Linked DNA regions of Homo sapiens: regions 1, 2, 3 and 5 are each linked to region 4. A link is an interaction called in ENCODE POLR2A ChIA-PET data of the cell type or tissue named here. Cell type or tissue: MCF 10A. All regions are shown on one strand.

Region 1 (4,000 bases), 160 kb after region 4:
TTTTTCTGCCTTGAGCCTTCCAAAACGTATCAGAATGCAGCTTGTCTGGTGTGTGAGAAACCCCTGAAGCTGTGAGCCCCCTTTCCAGGAGTCTGGGCTCACTGCTAGCCTTGGCCCTCCTAAGCCCCTTACCCTTGCTTTTCCTAGGCAAGCAGTGAAATGTCTCCAAAATCTGGGAATAACTGTTTCCCAGCCTTGGGCTGGTTCTCCTTCCTTCCTTGTTCTTCACAAGCTGTAGAGCCTCCTGAGGTGGGGTCGAGGCATCTCATTTTCAGGGTTTATTAGGGTAGGCTAATGACTACATCCAACAAATCCTTTTTAGAAGGCAGTCACATAGCGGTGCCTTTGGAATTCAGGTTGAGCCGTCCCCTAGGGTTCAGGATCCCCCTGCTGGATGCTGTAACTGGCATAGAAGAAAAAAAAGAGCATGAAGGGTCAAGTAGGAGACTTTTATTGGCCCAGGGGAAATGGCTTACATCACCTCCACCTACGATCCAGTGAGTGGAATTCCTATCTAACTGCGAGGGAGGCTGGGAATGCAGTCGAGCTGTGTGCCCAGGAAGAAGAGGAAGAAGTGAGCACATAGCAAACTGCCGCACAGTGGGTAGAACTGACAAAGACAGTAGACTGCTGAGCACCAGTGAGTACGAAGGCAACAGCCACAGGATCCCCCTGTGGCCGTGTCTGGAGACATAGCACGTACTTGGGGCTTTAGGTGGGAGGACTGGCAGAGGCCACTCCATGAACGAAAGGAGGCTGGGCACCAGGGGCTGAGTAAGAACTGTTTTGAACAGAATGGGAGCTGACTCACATCTGGAGGAGGGTTCTCAGGTGGGGTCCCTCGGTATTGCTGTAACTGGGTCAATCTGATTGTCTCTCTTCAACCTTTTTCAACCATGGTAAGCACGAATGCCCTAAGCCATTGACTGTAATTAATGAATTTCTCTCCTATGCATCTGGATTGTACAGTCTAGATGTACAAGTTGTACTATCCTTGGGAGAACTAAGAAAATAGTTGCTCTGACAGCCGGGCACGGTGGCTCACGCCTGTAATCCCAGCACTTCGGGAGGCCAAGGCAGGTGGATCACAAGGTCAGGAGATCGAGGCCATCCTGGCTAACACGATGAAACCCCATTTCTAGTAAAAATACAAAAAATTAGCTGGGCATGGTGGCACGTGCCTGTAGTCCCAGCTACTTGGGAGGCTGAGAATCACTTGAACCCGGGAGGCGGAGGTTACAGTGAGCTGAGATCGTGCCACTGCACTCTAGCCTGGGCAACAGATCGAGACTCCATCAAAAAACAAAGAAAAGAAAAGAGTTGCTTAGGTAATTGTTCTGTCTTTGTGGCTCAGTTGAGGAACCCTGGCTGAGAAACCCCTGCCTGAAGAGATGCAAACAGCATTTTATATTTGAGGCAAATGCTCTAGACTATTCTCTCCCTCCCCCCAATCTCCTGCGCCCTGAAAGGAAACAAACTGATGTCATGAGAAATTCCTTTCTAATAACAAAAACAAATGGGAGGTCTCCCGGGATTGTTCCTATGGAGAGACAGTGGTTGTGTAAGAATGAGAAAACAGTGACTCCTGCTCAGGGTTCTGGTTAAGTAGCAGGTAGAATTTTTCCAACATCATTTTGAATCAAGAGAGGCACCGAAATCACTGTAGTAAAATCTTCGAGTGGGAAAAATATAAAGAAAACAAAATCCAACTAAGGCCGTTTTTCCCCAGGAAAGGCATTAGTCAGGCAGCCGCTGGAGCCAGCCACCTCTCAAGAGCCTGTTTTTCAGTGTCACTGCGGTGACTCTCCATGCTCTGGGTTTTAATTCTAGCCTCTAATCTCAGTCGCTTCTGTGATAAATTAATTGTAATAATAGAGGCCCCAGTTACGAGGTCTGCACCGTTTGCTTGTAATGTGAGCGACAGGTTTAGGGCCTGCTTTATTTAAGATGCTGGGGTAATTACATGGGAGTTAGCATATGCAGGCAGAGATATGATTCATTCTTCCAGCCACAAGCATGACACAGCTGTTTGCGGGATAAAATAGGGGAACCGTGTTGTTACAAAATGTTCCCCTTATTATACCTCATTAAAAACAAGGCTGTGATAAGTCAGGACTGGCAATGAAGAAAATCTATTGCCCCTCTGTAAAACCTGATAGGAGAGGGCTTAGAGCTATGCTGTGTCATTTTATTTTTTATTTATTTTTACTTTTTTATTTTTTTGTCCTTTCTCTGACTCTTTTCTCCCTATTATTCAGCAACTCTCTGAATACTTGGGGAAGGAACAGTCTCCCAGACCGTCTTCCTTTCTTCTTATGAAATAGGGGCTGCCCTTTCCTTGCTTAGCTAAAGCTGAGAATGTTCAGAAAGAGCATTCGCCCAGAACAAAGTGAAAGGGGGGGGCCTTTGGGCGACCTGTCCCAATTTTGTCCTCATCACCTTTAACAGGAGCACATAGGCTGAGAGAGCTCAGAGGCTCCAGCAGGGGCCAGAGCTTCAAAGTCAGAGAAAATCACGGGCAATAGACAGAGGCTCATTCCTTTCAAGAGACAGACATATGTTCTCTTCCCCCGTCATCTTTCTTTTTAAAAATAACTTTAAAATTTAAAATGAATTTTGGCCTCATTTTTCTTCTTCTTTTCTCTCTCTCCAAGGTTACTAGTGAGAGCTTAAACCAACATGCAGATTAACATTGATCTATGGACCCAGGGCCAAATAAATCAGGCTGGTTTTTTATCAAAATGGTTGGTTAGGAAAAATAAGCATCACAGTATAGAATAGTCTTCAGCAATACCTACCTAGGGCCATTCCAGAAGAGCTGTTCCATGACACGTCCATGTGTCTGTTGAACGGTAAAGCCCACTTGGGAAGCCATGGAGCTTCATGGCTAAGAGTGGGCTGGGAAGCTTGACTGCCTGGGTTCAAATCTTAGCTCCACCACCACCTCCTAGCTGTGTGGACTTGGGAAGTTGAGCCAATGTCTCCAGGAGTCAATCTTCACAATCTACCAAATGAAATTGGCAATAATATTATCCACCTCTAGGGTTGTTCTAAGGAATAAATAAGATAATCCATGCAAAAAGCCTAGAACAATGCCTGGCAAACAGCAAGTGCTCAATAAATGTTAACTATTATTATAAGTAACACAATTAACAGCAGCAAACTGCTTTAGCCCAGGTTGTGTGTTAGAATTAGAAGGACGGTTTAAAAATTGTCATCCAGGTGCGGTGGCTCACACCTGTAATCCCAGCACTTTGGGAGGCTGAGGCGGGCAGATCATCTGAGATCAGGAGCTCGAGACCAGCCTGGCCAACATGGTGAAACCCTGCCTCTACCAAAAATAGAAAAATTAGCCAGGCATGGTGGTGCATGCCTGTAGTCTCAGCTACTTGAGGGGCTGAAGCAGGAGAATCACTTGAACCTGGGAGGCAGAGGTTGCAGTGAGCTGAGATTGCGCCATTGCACTCCAGCCTGGGTGACAGATCGAGACTCTGTCTCAAAAATAAATAAATAAATAAATAAATAAATAATTTTAAAAAATAAAAAATAAAATAAAATGGTGGTTGCTGCAACAGAAGTAAGGACTATACCCTGATTTGTGACCCTTTTGCAGAATTTGGGTTTTGAGAGTAAAGTCTCAAAATTTAGGATGGAGATAAAGGGAGAGAAGCCCCTGGGCATCCTTGTTTGTTTGAGTTATAAAGTAGGGACGTGGGCCGAGCATGGTGGCTCCCACCTGTAATCCCAGCACTTTGGGAGGCTGAGGAGGATGGATCACTTGAGGTGAGGAGTTTGAGACCAGCCTGGCCAACATGGTGAAACCCCATCTCTACTAAAATAATAATAATAATAATAATAATAATAATAATAATAACAATAATAATAATACAAAAATTAGCTGAGCATGGTGGCACACACCTGTAATCCCAGCTACTCAGGAGACTGAGGCAGGAGAATTGCTTGAACCTGGGAGGTGGAGGTTGCAGTGAGCCGAGATTGC
Region 2 (4,000 bases), 96 kb after region 4:
CCTGAGGACCTCGGATTTGAGTCTGTTATTTAAATAGAGTAGCTCATATTTGAAGAGCCTCATGCCCACACATGTTTGTAGCAGAAATAGCTGTTGGCAGCCAATCATCTGATACCTCAGTCTCTATCAACTCCTTCATGGCTCCATTTAAAGGAAGGGTTCAGCTCACCTTTGGAAGTAAAGTGTCACTGAAGGTCATGCAGCACCCAATTCTCCTCCCTCTCTGTCCTCAGCCCTTCCCACATATAGTCACAAAGGTGTGTACTAGGTAGGAAGGGAAATGCTGAATGTTCTTAATTTTTGGTTCTTGAAGGAGAAAGTCTGGGATTTAGGTCCAAATGCCAAAATCATGGTTCAGAAGGAATTCTAGAAAAGGAGCGGAGTCTGAGAGGTCGCTGGAGTGGTAAGGGCAGTGGCGCATGCTCGGCTGAGGAATCAGCAGGACTGCAGTTAGGGCCTAGGCTTCAGCTTCCTTCCTGAGCAGTAAAATTAAAAAAAAAAATCCTTAGAACAACAAAAGTCTGGACGCATGGGCTTCCTTCCTGACAGGCCAACCTGGTGGGGCTTCATTCAGACTGAGCAGCAGTCAAGGCTGATTTACGGGGAAAAGAACCCAGACATGGGTTTAACCCTTTCCTAACCACAGAGATGCTTCATTGCAAATGCTGCCTTCTCCTTCTAACTTACCATCATGGTATGGGGAGATTTTTATTGTCATTTCTTCTTTATTTAAAGTGAGTGCCTGCTGCTGAAGTACCCACTGTCCTCTTCATGAGAAAGCTGAGCCTATGAGAAGTTGAGTGACTTGTAAGAAACTCAAGTCTGTTGCTCATGGCCAGAATAGCTCTCAGGCTCTTGAGGACATTATATTGACTCTGTAGTATTGAATCCATCTTTGATCGTGGGAAGTGCCTCCTGGAGTCTGTACTGGGGTGCTGCTGTGAGCCCCAGTTTTACCTCCATAAGATACTGGTCCCACAGAAGGAATAGTACTGCTTCATCTTAGCTGTTTGTTGGTGGCAGTGGATAAAACTGTCGCAGAGTATGTGAGACATGACTCAGTTGCCATATCATTGGTCAAATGTGATGCACTCATTGGTTTAATCATTCAGCTGTATTTACTGCATACCTACATTGTTCCAGGCACCATGCGAGGTACTGGGAATAGACTGATGTGCAAGATAGATTATAGCCCCTGCCTTACTGGACTTCAAAGTTTAGTTAGCAATTGTAGGATGCTGCGAAAAGTGCTGTCATAGGGGAAATATAACATGCCATGAGACTTAGAAGTTGGAGCATCTAATCTTGTCTAAGAGTCAGGGATAGCTTTCTGGAGCAAGTGACCTTTACGCTGATATCTGAAAATCAAGAAGGAGTTATTTATTCAAAGGAGCTAGGGGTAGCAGTTGGCTTTTTTGGACAAACTGTAGTATCTGAGAGTGGAAGAAAGAACTCCAGAATTGCCAAGGATTGCTCACAGTGAAGTGAGAATAGAATTGTTCCCTGGCAGGGCCTGAGACCTGACCTTGGATGTCTATAGCACTTCATCCTATAACCAGGCATTCTTGAGAATATCCATTTGGTGCTTATGTGGCTCTGAGGCTCATCATCATCTAGGGTCCTGCTTTTAAAGTAACTTTCTAAAGATATGTCACTAGAAAATGCTTTCTGATAACATATGCTATCTTAACCACCAGAGGACCCATGAGCACCCAGAACCATGCTTGGCACAGAGTAGATACTCTGGAAATATTTGCTGAATGAAGGAGGGCCATTGCCCTGCTGATGTTTAGTGAGTTAGATTAAGGGTCCTCATCTTTTTACTAAAGTTCAGGCTTAGCTCTATCCTTTGCCCTACCCGGAAACGTGACAGGTCTCAGGGCCTAGAGTACTCGCTTGGCCGTTAAACTAAGCCACATAGCACCCGGGATTCTTGGCAGAGTTTCTTGGCAAAGTTTCCTCTGGGAGGTGCATTGCTCAGGCTTGACTTTCGCGAGGGAGGTTAGGCATGTAGTGCCAAGAGTATTGAAGAAGGAAAAAAAGAAAGCGAAGCAAACCGTTGTTCTAGCCTGGCACACGTCGGCATGCTAAAAACAGTTCCTTCCAGGCGGGGCCTCTGTACTCCACCATCCCCGCTGTGGTTTTCCTTCCCTGGCCTCTTATCTTCATCATCGCTCTACATCCACGAACATTTCCTGAGCTCCTGTGTGTAGAGCGTTGTGCTCGGTGCTGTTTGCAAGGGAATCAAAGAAGTAGGAGATGATACTTCCTCTTCTTGACAGCCTTATGGTTAAGGTGAGTAGCTAAACTGTATATATGAAAAAGAAATGATAATGTAAAATAACAGACAGTAAGGGCACTAGGATTTCAAGAGAGAGAGAGAGTCATCCCTGAGGCTGGCTTTCCCAGAATGTGATCTAAGGACTGCCTGTTTCAGATCACTTGTGCTGGTGATAGTGGAGGATGGGGACAGGGATGGGGGTGGGGTGAAGAATGTTATTTATAATGCAGATTCCCAGGGCCCACACTAGACTTCATCTTCAGAATCACAAGGAATACAGCCTAAAAACTGTGTATTCAGCAAGTAGCCATCCTAGGTGATTCTTGTTTTCCTTAAGGTTTAGGAATCACTCATCTAGGGTGAAAGTCTCGGGGGAAGGTTTCACCGAGGTGTTTGGCCTTGCAGAAAGGGGAGTGAGGACTAGTGGGGAGGAAAGGAGAGGATGGAAACCCACTGAGGAGTCTGGGCAGGCAGGGGAAGGGTGAAGACCCAGCATCTGCTCACAAACAGTACCTTCCTCATCCAGTCTCCTGTCTTGGGGAGGATCTGTCCACCTGTCCCGGCTCCCCCTCTGCCACTGCTCCTCCTCGGATTGCCTCCCTCTGCCTGTCTTATTGCTGATCAAGTGACTGTATGTGCCCAGACCTCCCCTTCTTGGTGCAATATTATTATGATGAGGTGGCCCAGCGGAGGGTCTGGAGGTGCTTGGCCAGATGTGAGGGAGGCCGGTGTGCGCTGCGGTGCCCCTTGGGCTCCAGCCCGCTTATCTTCTCACTGCTGTTGCTCTGCCGAGAAGGGGCTGGAGAGGGTTTGGTGTGTATGCTTTGCCAGCCTCCTCTGTCCTCTTCCGCAACCCTTGAGCTTTCATTCAAATGCTCATTTGTAAAGAAATAAAAGTTGGAGGGTTAGAGGAATCTGTCAGTGTCAGAATTAGTCACCAACACCTGCAGATTGGCTTTCTGCTTTAAGCTTTAACCCTTCCAGGGGGCAGCTGCCACCGGGTAGAAGGTTCAGTGAGCCGTGACTAGGGGCTTGCTCTGAGAGGTTCAGGGGGTTTTGGGTACCTGCACAGTAGGGGATGCTCTCGTCAACTTTGCTTATGGAGTTGGGGATGGTATTTTTCCCCCAACATAATTCCCCCTTTAAAAACACTCATCACATTAAATTGTAATTATTTGCTTAATTGTGCCTCTCCCATGGGCCCATGTCTGTCTCCCTATGTGACTCCATCTAGCGTGTCCCCTCACGTAGTGCCTAGCTTGGTAAATACTTGTTGTTAAAGTAAATGAACCCAGGATCACTGTTTCTTCTGCTGAGTTTGCAGAGTTGCCAGCTGGCTCTACTCACTTGGACATAGTCTGAAGGGCCACACAGGATCCACCACAACACTGGGCACCTCCTGGCATGTTTACAAGTGGGAGGTGGTGACTAGAAATAGAGGAACGGTTCAGCAATAGGGCAACAGCACAGTCAGAAGCTCTGGGCCTGTCATTTACTAGCCGTGTGATGCTGGGTAAGTCTCTGTTTCTCTGAGCCCCAGCTCCTCATATATAAAATGGGAGATGGTAGATAATCCCTGCCCTACCCTACAGGGTTGCTGAGTAAATAGATAATCCAGATGTGTTTTGTAATCTAAAAGTAACCGTATAAATGCCATACCCTCACATACACATAGGTACATGCAAGATGTCTATCTACGTCTGTCTCAAGAGCAAAATG
Region 3 (4,000 bases), 230 kb after region 4:
GTCCTAGAAAAGAAATTATTGGGTCAAAAGGTATAAACTTTTAAAAAGCTGTTGATACGTATTGATAGACTGCTTTCTAGAAAGGTTATACCAATTCACAATCTCATCATCAATGAATGATTATACCCATTTTCTTAAACCATCATCCACATTATCAATTTTTAAATCTTTACTAATTTGATTAGCCAAAGGGGAAAAAAAATCTTTCTGCATTATGGTAGCAACCTCCCATTGGTCTCCCCACCTCCAATTCACCTTGTTAATAATCACTAGGTTATACATCCTAAGACTGAGATTTTACCACGCACTTCTTCACTCAGAATCCTTCAGCTCTGCTCCCCAACTTGCCTGCTGCATAAACTGAACACCTCAAGCTCCCATTCCCACAAGCTATGCTTTAGATCTAGTCTCCTCCTAACACATACCTCCATTTTTACCTCCTTATGGGGCATGGTTGGCAGCCACCTCCTCTGAGGGCCTGACTCCAAGCTGGAAGTCATTTGATGTGTGCCAGTGGAAGCCATTGCCCCTCTAGTGCCTGGTATATGCCACCAAACCGTGGACAGCAGGCTACTGAAACTGGAGTATAGAGGCTACTTGGTTGGGTCCTATAAGCCTCATCTAAGACTATTTCAAAAAGGCTCCGCAGCAGGCTCAGAACTTGTGAGCAGGAAAACTCCAGATCCTCACAATGGCCTCCTTTAGGCTGTCTCAGATGTGTCCATCATGAATGAAAATGAAACTCCTGCTGGGTGTGGCGGCTCGTGCCTGTAAGTCCAGCACTTTGGGAGGATTGCTTGAGCCTAGGAGTTCAAGACCAGCCTGGGCAACAGGAGTGAGACCCCACCTCTACAAAAAAAATAGAAAAAGCTAGCCAGATGTGGCAGCACATACAAGTCCCAGATACTTGGCAGGCTGAGGTAGGAGCCTCGGAGGTCAAGTCTGCAGTGAGCCATGATTGTGCCACTGCGCTCCAGCCTGGGCAACAGAGCAAGACCTTGTCTCAAAAAACAAACAGACAAACAACAACAACAACAAAAACCCATCAATGGCTCCCTGCTATTCTAAACTTCTTCTTTTTTTTTTTTTTTTTTTTTTGAGACAGAGTCTTGCTCTGTCACCCAGGCTGGAGTGCAGTTGCGCAATCTCGGCTCCCTGCAAGCTCCGCCTCCCGGGTTCACGCCATTCTCCTGCCTCAGCCTCCCGAGTAGCTGGGACTACGGGCACCCGCCACCACGCCCGGCTAATTTTTGTATATTTAGTGGAGACGGGGTTTCACCTTGTTAGCCAGGATGGCCTCGATCTCTTGACCTCGTGATCCGCCCGCCTTGGCCTCCCAAAGTGCTGGGATTACAGGCGTGAGCCACTGCGCCCGGCCTCTAAACTTCTTAATGCAGCCTAGAAGACCACATGTCATCTGATCTCTACCACTTTTCCAGCCTAATCTCTCACCACGCCCCGCCTTGAGCTACAAATTCCAGCCGTGCTGAGTTACTTTCCTTTTCCCAAGGCACTGTGTTCCAGCTCCTCTCTTTGCACATACTGTTCCCTTCTTCTTCTCCCTATCTCTTCCTCCCCCTGTCAACTCCAAGATTTCCTTCAGATCTTAGCTTAGACTCATTTCCTCTGGGAAGCTTTCTTCTGTCCACCCCACAAGAGTAGGATAGGTGCCACTTTTGTGTATTTCCACAGCACTCCTCATACCCACTCTTCTAATAAGGTTATCTTCTTGTAATTGCCTCCCTGCTTGTCGGTCTCTCCAACAAAATTGTGTTCTTAGTGACATCAGGATTATATTTTGTTTATTGCTTGTGGTATCCATGGTGACTAGCATAGTATCTTGAACATGATAAGTGCCCTACAAATATTTGCTGAGTATAAGAATGAATGAATGAATGAATGAATGAATGAATGAATGAATGCTTCATGGCATCCAGCTACCCAGTCCTGACATTCTCTGAGTCTCAGTTTCTCTCTCACTAAAAACGAGATGACTTCTTTTTCATTGTTGTACTCTCTGCAAACCTGTAGAAATGAACCCCTAGTGGCTATGAGAAGCTGCCTAGGCCAAGGGCGTGGGATTCAATTGCTGTTTGGTTTCTCTACACTCTGCCCATCAACAGGAGGAGGCACTTAGTATTGAAAGACTCATGGTAGACAAAGTAGGATAAGACTGATGAAAACTTTCTGGAATAAATATATGGTCCAGTTAGTGTCCCATCTCTGAGAATGCCTGCTATACTAGTCAGTGTTCTAGCAAGAAACAGAGGCCCACGAATGGGGTAACAAAGGAAAGTTTAAGGAAAGGACGATTTATAAAGAGAAGGTGAAGTACTTCAGAGCTAGCAACGACAGGGGAGCTGTTACTACCCCTGGGATTGAAGGAGCATATACCAGCACCCAGGAAGAACTGCGGCTATGACCACGGCTGCAGGAGGAGCTGTGACTTTCAGGAAAGGAATGCTAACCCTTGGCTGGCAGAGAAGGAGCCAGGGCAATACTCACCCCAACTGCTTCTCTCCTCTCGTTCTCTAATGTCCTCCATGTGTCAAACCCCATAGGAATCCTGAAGGCAAGCAAGCTTGGTTGTTGGGGCAGAAGACAGAAATCAGCTTTCAGGGCACAGAACAGAATGGAGAAGGGTGATGTGTGTATCTGCAGAAGCGAACAGATATCTCTCTGGCCCCTGCCCCCAGGAATGGAGGAAGGATGGAGATGAGGAGGGCTGGGTCTTCTTATCCACTCAGGCTTCACCCAGGACAGAGAGCAAGAGCCATTAAAGAGGCAAAGCCCAGAATTTGGGAGCTGGCAGCCTGGTAGGCATTGAGGAGGGACTTGGGCAAAAAAATTGAGGAATGCTTGCCACTGCTTAGGACATGTCCTTCTCGCCTACCCTTACTCCTTTGCTGTCTTACTCCCCTAGCCTAGAACTGGATCCCAAGCTGAGACAGAATAGGAATCCTGGCAGGAATTTCAAGATTGTGCTCTCTGATGTATTCATACTCAATAAAGCTCTCTGTCCTGGAGAAAAAAGCTCCAATGTCAGACCCAAGGACAGGAAACAGTTGGGCTGAAGGGGATCCCATTGATCTGGGACTTGGAATCAGCTGAGAAGAGAATGGAGGGTCAGGAAGATCTACCCTTTCCCTAGAAATCATCTGAAGCAAACCTGTGGGGCTTGGGAACCCAGTGCCCTGCATCAGAGCAGTTCCTTGCATGCAGCCAGGTGGGGAGCCAGTCTGAGTTCCAGCTGGAATTTCATAGCAAGCAGGTAGAAGGCAACGGCCCTCCCAGCTCACCTTCACCACCCACCTTTTCACTCGTTTTTTGGTCTCTTCCTTTTTATCTCCACTGCTTGGTTGTTCTAGTTCAGACCTGTCTTTGTCCCTCCTCTTAGATTTTTGCAATAGCTTCCTTACTAGTCTCCCTGCCCACAATTCTGATTCCTTAATTCCTCCTCCACACTGTTTCAAGAGTGATATTTCTAGCATGTAAATCCAGTCATGTCTTACCCCTTGCTTAACTTTCTTCAATGGCTCATTTTTGCCTATAGGATCAACTCCAGTCTCCTTAGCATAGCACTCAAACTCTTTTTTGAGACAGGGTCTCACTCTGTTGCCCAGGCTGGAGTGCAGTGGCATAACACAGCTCACTGCAGCCTCCACCTCCTGGGCTCAGGCCATTCTCCTACCTCAACCTCCTGTGTAGTTGGAACCACAGGCACACGACACCACGCCTAGCTAAGTTTTTGACATTTTGTAGAGACAGGATCTCACTTTGTTGTTCAGGAATGTCTCGAACTCCTGGACTCAAGCGATTCTCCTGCCTTGGCCTCCCAAAGTGCTGGGATTACAGGGGTGAGCCACTCCACCCGGCTTTCAACTTTGTATGATCTGACCCCACCTACCTGCCCAGTCTCAGTTCCTATGGCCTCTATGCATACCCTAAATTCCAGCTATACTGAACGTACCAATTTATGTATTTATTTACTTTAAGTTTT
Region 4 (4,000 bases):
TAAATTCTGTTTTTTTGTTTGTTTTTGAGACAGGATTTCGCTCTGTCACCCAGGCTGGAGTACGGTGGCATGATCTCGGCTCACTGCAACCTCCGCCTCCCAGGTTCAAGTGATTCTCATGCCTCAGCCTCCCAAGTAGCTGGGATTACCATGCCCAGCTAATTTTTGTGTTTTTACTAAAGACAGGGTTTTGCCACGTTGGCCAGGTGGGTCTCAAACTCCTGGCCTCAAGAGATCTGTCTGCCTTGGCCTCCCAAAGTGCTGGGATTACAGGCCAGAGCCACTGCACCCAGCCCAGAGGGTTTAATAGAGTAGCATTCTAGCCCTTTTTTCCTAAGCATAGATTCTCCTCTGCCTGAGCTGATGTTTCTATGTCCTATCTGAAATAAGAGAATGAGCAGATCATTTTTCATGGCTTCCCCCTCCCAACCTAGGAAGAAGGAACTGGCTTTCCTTCAAAACAACTAATCTATTCCTTCAACCCTCGGAAGAAAATTCCAAAAAGTGTGTGTCCCTGCACTGAAAGGTTTGATAAAATCTAAAAGCAACACATACCACAAGGTAGAAAATGCAGTCCCTGGAAAACATGTGGGTTTTACCCAAATATTTAGTTTTGGATAAAAGTCTCATGCAAAGACGGGCCCTTTCTCCAAGGATCAAGAAGCCTCCTGGCCACAGGGAAGAGGGTAAGTTGGATGGGAGAAGTGAGGGCTACACTGGGCAATGGGGTATGGTTTGCAATAACAGTTTCTCCCTTGGAAAAAAAAAAGACATTTTATGCACAAGGAGCTTATTTCTTAAACAAACACTCGTGGTTTTGATTTACACCACAGTCTGCTCCTAAATAATTTATGGCGGGTTAAATTTATTGCCAAGCCCTGGCTGGCTGCAAATTCGAATTGCCAAATAATTAGATTTTAGGGCAAAGCTTATAAATTACCCGTCGATTTGTCCGGACTTGTTTGTCAGTTGCTTTGTGCTTCGGGTCATCTTTGGCATTTGGCTGTTTGGGTTTTAATTGCTGATTTACACTTTGACAGATGAGAGCTGATGCTCGAAGTTTCAGGACAAGGAAGGGTAAAAAATCGGAGCTTTAAAAGGCTGATTTTTCACCTACATGTCCCCCTCTCCCCATCTCCATAGACCCCAAAGCAATTAAAATATAGAAAAGAGGCTGAAAATAGACACTGCTATTCTTTATTTGAGGAGAGTATGGGTGCAAAGTGAATTATAATTTACCCTTATTGAAATCTGAATTTTTCAAAAACATAATACCAATAAATGAAGGAGACCAAGTCTTAGAAACCACATCCTCACCTGAGGTGTGCACACCTGTGTCTCCCTCTGTATGTACATGACTCAGAAACAGCCACAGTTCAAACATTTTTACATATTCAATTGTAAATAACTTCAGATATTAGTGGCTTCTGTGAAGCTGACCCTTCAAGGGCACCAAACAACCAAATGATTTGTTTGTAGCTACCTGTAGACACACATTTGTCATGAAATTAATTTAAACAAATCTCAGGTTATGTGCTAGAGAGGTCCCCTGGAGGCATCACTAAGGAAGGGCCTAGAAATGGAAGGGTGCCAAGCCCAAAAAAATCTCTCTGGATAGTACTCTGGTTCTATCAGTATGTTGATAAGAGGGCCTGATCTCTCTGTGTTTCCCAGAGAAGCAGGGCCTGCCTCCCAGTCACCTGCTGTATCTCAACAGCTTATTAGGAGGTTGTGGATCAGAATAATACTAGTACTAGTTCTACTAATAAGAGCTAATACCTATAAGCCATTACATATCAAACACTGTTTTGAGCACTTAATATGTTTAACTCAGTTTATCCTCCCATCAGTCCTATAAGATTGGTACTATTATTAACCCCACTTTGCCAATAAGGCAACTGAGGCATAAAGAGTGCAAGCAACTTGCCCAAGGTCAGACTACCAGTAGGTAGTCAAGACTCAAATCCAGACAGTCCAGTTTTGGAATCTATGCTTTTAACTACTATGCTCTACTGATTCTCATCAGAACAGCGTCTACCTCAGCTTCCCTCACTTTGAAGGTCCAGAGTCCACATTCTGGGACTTGGGCACATGCAGCCAAAGCCTGTTCCATCAGTCACCCAACAAAGTGGAGGAAAGGCATGTGTCTTGCTCAGGATCACAAGATGAATCAGAGGCTTGGTTAGACAAAGACCATTTTTCAAACCAATTCAAATATTGCCTTAAGATACACTAGCTGGGGGTGAAGAAATGGCGGTGAGTAACAAGTGATCAAGACAGGACCAGGCCCACTCAGGCAGACTGAGAATTCTGGTCAGACTACTTGGCCAGGAGCCAGGGAAGCTGGCTGGGCTACAGGAGGCCTTGCTCAATAATCCCCATCCATAGCCCCAGGGACTGCTGATCTCTTCACAGAATACTGCATGCCTGTGGGGTGGTTCATAGATTCCCTGTTCTCTGCCCACAAATGATGGCCAGCAGCCAGGAAGGTAAACAGTTGTGCTGGCATGACAATAGATTTTTAAAAATTCACTGACTAGTAAGCAAGCAATACACAAACGGATACCCGCCCCCCACCCCCGCAATGCACTGAACACATTTCTCACACACTGTCCCATATGATCCCACATCTCCGTAAGCAGGCAGGAATCACTCCCCTGTTTTGCAGATGAGAAAGCTAAGAGGGTCAGCTGTTGTCAAACCAGTCCCATCACTTGAGAACTTGTTAGAAATGCAAATTTCTGGCCTCCACCCTTGCCTTTCAGAATCAGAAGCCCTGGGGATGGGGCCAACAGCCTTGGTTTTAACAGCCCTCCAGGTGACTCTGACGCTCGCTGAAGTCTGAAGTTTGAGAACCGCTGGTCCAGACTACAGCAGTGTTTCTCAGACTTCAAATGACCTGAGGAATGTGTCAGATTGCAGGTTCTATTTCAGTATATTTAGTATATTCAGATTATATTTCAGTATATTCTATTTCAGTAGGGCCGGCATGACATTCTGCATTTCTAACAAGCTCCCAGGTGATGAGGATGCTGCTGGTTCTCAGACCACAATTTAAACAGCAAAGGTGTAGTCTAGAACATTTATGTGACTAACTCCTTATCGCTGAGGTACTGACCAAATGAGAATCAGAGCCCATGGCTCTCAGCTCCCTTCTCAGAGCAAACCCTTACTTGACCCACTTTAAGCACCCGAGTCAAGCCCTCTAAGTCTGCTAACCATCGCTAGCTCTTATCACCAGACATTTCATCCTCCTTGCTGCCAAGAGCTAGGGCAGAAAAACAGGCCTGTCACATCCAAGAACTTCACAGAGTAGACTGGCACATCTCTGTCAGGGAGCTAGCAAAAAGTCTTCTTGTCATGGCAGTGCCTGCTTCCTTTAGGAATACTGTCAAGACCAGGGCATCAGCTACCCTCAGAGTGCTCAGCACACTATTGTCTCAGCCCTCCAGAAAAAAACCTTCCTCTGTCCAGATGAACCAAAAAGCAGGACTGGGTACCTCTCCTATGAGAAGACCGCTCATTACAGACACAAGCCAGGAGCTTATCTGGTCTATCTAACTGCCTCTGGTCCTGAGAAAGGCCTCTCCAACCCTGGCCACAAATTTGGAGCAGGATCACAGAATTCCTGCATATCCTAAGGCACCTACTTGGGGACTCCTTGCTATCCTCACCAGCCACCACATTCAACACCATCAACCATGAATTTCCTTTCAGGTCTGCCCCCGACATTGTTTCTCTAGTCACATTACCTTTCCAGTGAAAGTAGACCTGATCAAAATGCCATGTTTCATCTCACTCATCAGCCCTACCCACCCATCTGTAACTACCAATCCCGTTCAGTTGACCAGCTGGCCTTTAAAATGCCGCTAGTGTTGTGAACAACGCAGACATGTCCCTGCATTTCCAGACAATGCAATCTCAAATCATGGCTCTCAGTTTTATCACACTTTTAGAGAGCAAGATTCCAAGCTTTCTAGCCAGTTATTATCCTATCTAC
Region 5 (4,000 bases), 300 kb after region 4:
TGGAAAGCAACCCAGAGACTAGCTGGGTATCCCATCCCTTGCTCTTTACACAAGGCCTGGCATGTAGTAGTTGTTCAGCTATGTCGGATTTTTAAAGTCACTGAGCTAGGCCTTGAAACCAGGGGGTATTGGTTTCTGGGGTTTTGTTTTTGTTTTTCATAGAGACAGGGTCTCACTATATTGCCCAGGCTGGTCTTGAACTCCTGGGCTCAAGCAATCCTCCTGCATTGGCTTTCCAAAGTGCTAAGATTAAAGGCATGAGCCTTGGTTTCTGGTTTGAATTCTCATTTACTTAGCCCCTGCTGACTAACTAACCCTCTTTATCATTACCTCACTTAAACCTCATAGCAACTGTATTCATCATGCCCAGTCTATTACCAAGGAAACAGGCCTAGAAAGAGGTGACTCTTCTAAGAACACATAAATTGTAAGTAACAGAATTAGGACTTGAACTTGAGTCTGTCTGGCCCTAAATCCGAGATTGTTTCCCAACCCATCACTGGGCTCAGGGCTTATCTCATAAAGTCTTTCTCCCGTTCCCACTGGTGTCTCCTTCATGCAAGACGCTGTGCTGGGTAAATGGCTAGAGATGACCTTCCAAGTACAAGGGACAGATATGTAAACAAACAATCAAAATATACATGATCAAAGAGAAGCAGTGGAACTGAAAACTCAGAGGAGGCATCAAACCCAGGCTTGGGGGACAAAACTAAGTCTTGCCAGAGTCCTGAAGGATGAACAACAGTTAACCAAGCAAGGGATACTGGAGGGCATGGAGGCTCTCTGGCCTGGAGTGCAGAGCATGGAGTGCTCAAAGAGCTAGTTAGCTCTGCAAAGCTGAGTGTCAGGAATGTAAAGGGAGAGAATAGGAGTGAGAGAAGAGTCTGGCAAGGCAGACAGGGAAGGCCTATATGCCTTGATGGAGAACCACTGAAGGATTTAAAGAAGGAGAGGGTTAATTTTGTCCAATAGAAAGATCACATTGTGTGTAGTGTGGAGGATGGGTTGCAGAGAGAGAAGCTAGAGACCAAAAGATGAGACGGGAACAGCTGCAAATTTCGAGAGCTCGTAAGATTATGTATGACTGGAGCACAACGACAACCAAGGTAGGTACAACCATGGAAGAACAACTCAGGGCTGACTTGCCTTTGCCCAGTGCCATGCTGGGCTCTGGGTTCACCCAAATAATTCACACACGGCCCCAACCCTGAAGTGGTCAGTCCACTGATAAAAACTTCACAAGCGATGATAACGGCGCAGAGATGAATGTACTCTTACACAAGGCAAAGCTATTTTTCAGTTAGACCTGGAAGGATGAGTAGGAGATACAGAGGTGGAGATGAGAAAATTAGCGACCTTTCAATGTACACTTTCAGGATCTAGAAAAGGATTGAGTGTGAGGGATGGAGAAAGTGGGGTCCAGGACGACTCTCAACTTTCTTCTGTGGGCACACCTGAGTAGATAGTGGCTTCCTCTTATGAACAGGGAACCCAAGAGGAAGGCCTCTGTTTGGAGGATACTGAGTTCCATGTTGGCCATGTTGGCCGTGTGGGTATGCAGTGCCTATGGGAGCTCCAGGGGCCGTGCAGCAGACAGCTGACATGTTGGGAGTCCTCTGATAACAGAACTGGATGGCCTAGGGGTTGGGCGGGGATCGCCCACAGGCGATAGGGAATTCGGACGCCTTGTCCCCTGTAAAGCACCCAACGCGATGCCTCTGCCCTAAGGGCAGCCGCGAGAAAGGCAGGCACAGGAGGCGGGAGCCGGGGCCGGGCGATGGGGCGGAAGGAGCCCCGCAGCGGGAGGGGTCGTGGAGTGGGGTGGAAGGACTTCGCAGCCGCTAAAGATTGGGTGGGTAGGCTTCACGGGCGGTGGGAGGGACCCCGGGGAGGCTTCTGCCGGTTGCTACCCGAGTACAAACGGCAGCTTCCTGGTCTCTGTCCGGCCGCCCCCGCCGCATTGTGAACTTTCACCCCCAGCGCGCGACGGCGGCAGATCACGTGATTAGGGCCAACATGGCCGCCGCCGCCGCTTGGAGCTGAAGTGCCGCCGCCGCCGGGCAGCCACGGGGAATCCGCCCGCATCGCCGCCCTCGCCGGCCGGGCGGCCGTGGGGCCCAGAGCGCCGGAGGCCAGGGCTGGGGCGGCACCGCGCAGCGGCCACGGGGTCCCGTTAGAGCAGCGCCCGGCGGCTATGCCGAGAGCCCGGAGCGGCCGGAGGAGCAGAGGGGCCGGCGGGAGGGAGGAAGTAGGTTTGTTTACGGGCTGTTTGGGGCGGAGCAGCTTTGGTCGGGGGTCCGGTGCTGGGGCGGGGGCCAGGACTGCAGGCCGCGCCTGACGCTCTCTTTTCTTTTCTTGCATCTGCCCGCGATCTTCTCCCAGACCTTTCTGCGAGTACGAGCCAACCGGCAGACCCGACTGAATGGTGAGTCCTGCCCGGCCCCTCCCTCCGCCCCACCCCCGGCCTCCTCCCTCCCTCCCTCACTGCCTGCCGCTCCTGGCTTGCCTGGGTCTCTTCGACTCTGGGGCCCGTTGGCTTCTTCGCAGTCACGGCGCCTGAGTATGTGCAAACCAAAGCTGCCGCTCTCAGTTTCCCCGTCTGTCTAATGGAGGTATGGCGCCCAGCTCTTGCCCAAACCTCTCTAAAGGCCCTGAAGAACCCTGGGGGGGCAATAAGTGCCGGAGAATGAGGAACGAGCTACACAATTCTACTCGGGAGCTCAGCTTTGAATTTGCAAACTGCTGGGACCTCACTATACAAACCTGCAGGGCGCTGAGAATGTTTTTCTTCCAGTTTTTAATCAGTGCCCAGTAGTGTGAATACAGCCCCTCTGCTGAGACTTGACAATACAGTGAGATCTGGAGTTCCCACGGCAACAGGAACTAACTCATCCCAGGGCTCTTTGAGTTATCAGTCGGCCCACATTTCACAAAGGTGATCAGCGTGGGCTCGACAGCTCTTAGAGGCCTTCTCTGAAAGCAGGCCGTGTATGCACTACCTAGCAGCCCCCCTTTTGGATTCAAACCTCTGGAGCATTCCTGTTTGCTGAATACAATTGAATGATCCTAGCTTTTTGTGCTTACTGGGGTGTGGTATCTGGGGGGTGGCTGTAAGGGGTTTAGGGTCTCTGGGTCAGCTGGTAAGTGAGAGAGGCCATGGAGTTCAAGATCCCCAGCTCTTATCACTTGGTTTCTGCTGCCAGGCTGAGCCCTAGTCTGGAAAAGGGAGAAATTCATGATGGGCTGGCGCCATGTTAAGCACCATTCTCACAACGCCTCTGAGAAGAGTATTACACACCTTTTGTGAATAAGAAAACAGGCTCTGAGAGGTGAAAGTGGTTTGTTTAAAAGTACACAGCTGGGATGTAACTGAGCCATGATTCAATTGAAGTTTGTTTCCCACCAAAGCCCGTGTTTCTCCAACCATGCCATGCTACCTCCTTGGCAAATGCTTTGATTCTTCCTACTCGTACGTAGCCTCTGGATAGAGAACAGAACTTTCCCTACCACACTTTGGTAAGCTTAATTCAGGATTTAGAAGATGAATGGGAAGGTGAAAACCAAACCTGCCTTCCTTCTCTGAGAATTTGCAGATGAAGCCCAGTCCATTGGGGTGCTTTCCAGGGACAACAAGGGATCATCTGCTGGCCTGTGTGTCCTGAGCAAGGAGCGCATCCAGTATTGTGCCTTTCTTGACCATTCCATGAGATTCGTTTCCTTAGTCATTGAACATTGTGGTATCATCAGCACCTTCTTCCCCAGGGAGGCATTCCCTTGGTGTAGGCATGGTAGGGAGGAAGCTTTGTGTTGGCACACTGCTCCTTACTACACTTCTAGAACTCTCAGGGTCCTTTGCTCAATGCCTTTCTGATGTTTCACGTCCATTCTCCATCCCAGCCCTGGCTCTAGAGTGTCAAGGCTACCTAAGTCTGAGATTCCAAGAGTTAGGGCAGCCAAAATGAAGAGTTCTCGATCTGTGTCCACAAAGTCAAGTGAGGCA

The links. Peaks named below come from ENCODE experiments on the same cell type or tissue, not always from the same donor. Only the 100,000 strongest peaks of a DNase experiment are listed, where the experiment ranks them.
Region 1: POLR2A ChIA-PET joins it to region 4 with 13 read pairs; 4 of 35 experiments call an interaction of 5 or more read pairs at or near these places.
Region 2: POLR2A ChIA-PET joins it to region 4 with 26 read pairs; 2 of 35 experiments call an interaction of 5 or more read pairs at or near these places.
Region 3: POLR2A ChIA-PET joins it to region 4 with 66 read pairs; 3 of 35 experiments call an interaction of 5 or more read pairs at or near these places.
Region 5: POLR2A ChIA-PET joins it to region 4 with 13 read pairs; 7 of 35 experiments call an interaction of 5 or more read pairs at or near these places.

The regions. Positions count from the first base shown.
Region 1 is chr1:44,483,837-44,487,836 of GRCh38, forward strand. All of the region lies in intron 2 of RNF220 (ring finger protein 220), which reads left to right. Among named protein-coding and RNA genes, the nearest start is that of MIR5584, 60 kb to the right of the region's middle. RefSeq lists enhancers at 1-555, 556-1,434. In MCF 10A, no CTCF peak of the experiment used is centred here; DNase peaks (open chromatin) are centred at 505, 765, 1,525 and 2,005.
Region 2 is chr1:44,421,845-44,425,844 of GRCh38, forward strand. All of the region lies in intron 2 of RNF220 (ring finger protein 220), which reads left to right. Among named protein-coding and RNA genes, the nearest start is that of RNF220, 19 kb to the left of the region's middle. In MCF 10A, no CTCF peak of the experiment used is centred here; a DNase peak (open chromatin) is centred at 1,957.
Region 3 is chr1:44,551,491-44,555,490 of GRCh38, forward strand. The region is part of intron 2 of RNF220 (ring finger protein 220); the gene reads left to right. Among named protein-coding and RNA genes, the nearest start is that of MIR5584, 8.0 kb to the left of the region's middle. In MCF 10A, no CTCF peak of the experiment used is centred here; DNase peaks (open chromatin) are centred at 1,481, 2,451 and 3,381.
Region 4 is chr1:44,325,654-44,329,653 of GRCh38, forward strand. All of the region lies in intron 3 of ERI3 (ERI1 exoribonuclease family member 3), which reads right to left. Among named protein-coding and RNA genes, the nearest start is that of ERI3, 28 kb to the right of the region's middle. In MCF 10A, no CTCF peak of the experiment used is centred here; a DNase peak (open chromatin) is centred at 2,388.
Region 5 is chr1:44,629,961-44,633,960 of GRCh38, forward strand. RNF220 (ring finger protein 220) reads left to right here. Exons shown (of 15, transcript NM_018150.4): 6 at 2,383-2,425. Among named protein-coding and RNA genes, the nearest start is that of SNORD145, 39 kb to the right of the region's middle. RefSeq lists enhancers at 1,517-1,616, 1,709-2,256, 1,947-2,036, 2,647-2,736, 2,806-3,353 and a silencer at 2,067-2,376. In MCF 10A, no CTCF peak of the experiment used is centred here; DNase peaks (open chromatin) are centred at 1,991 and 2,371.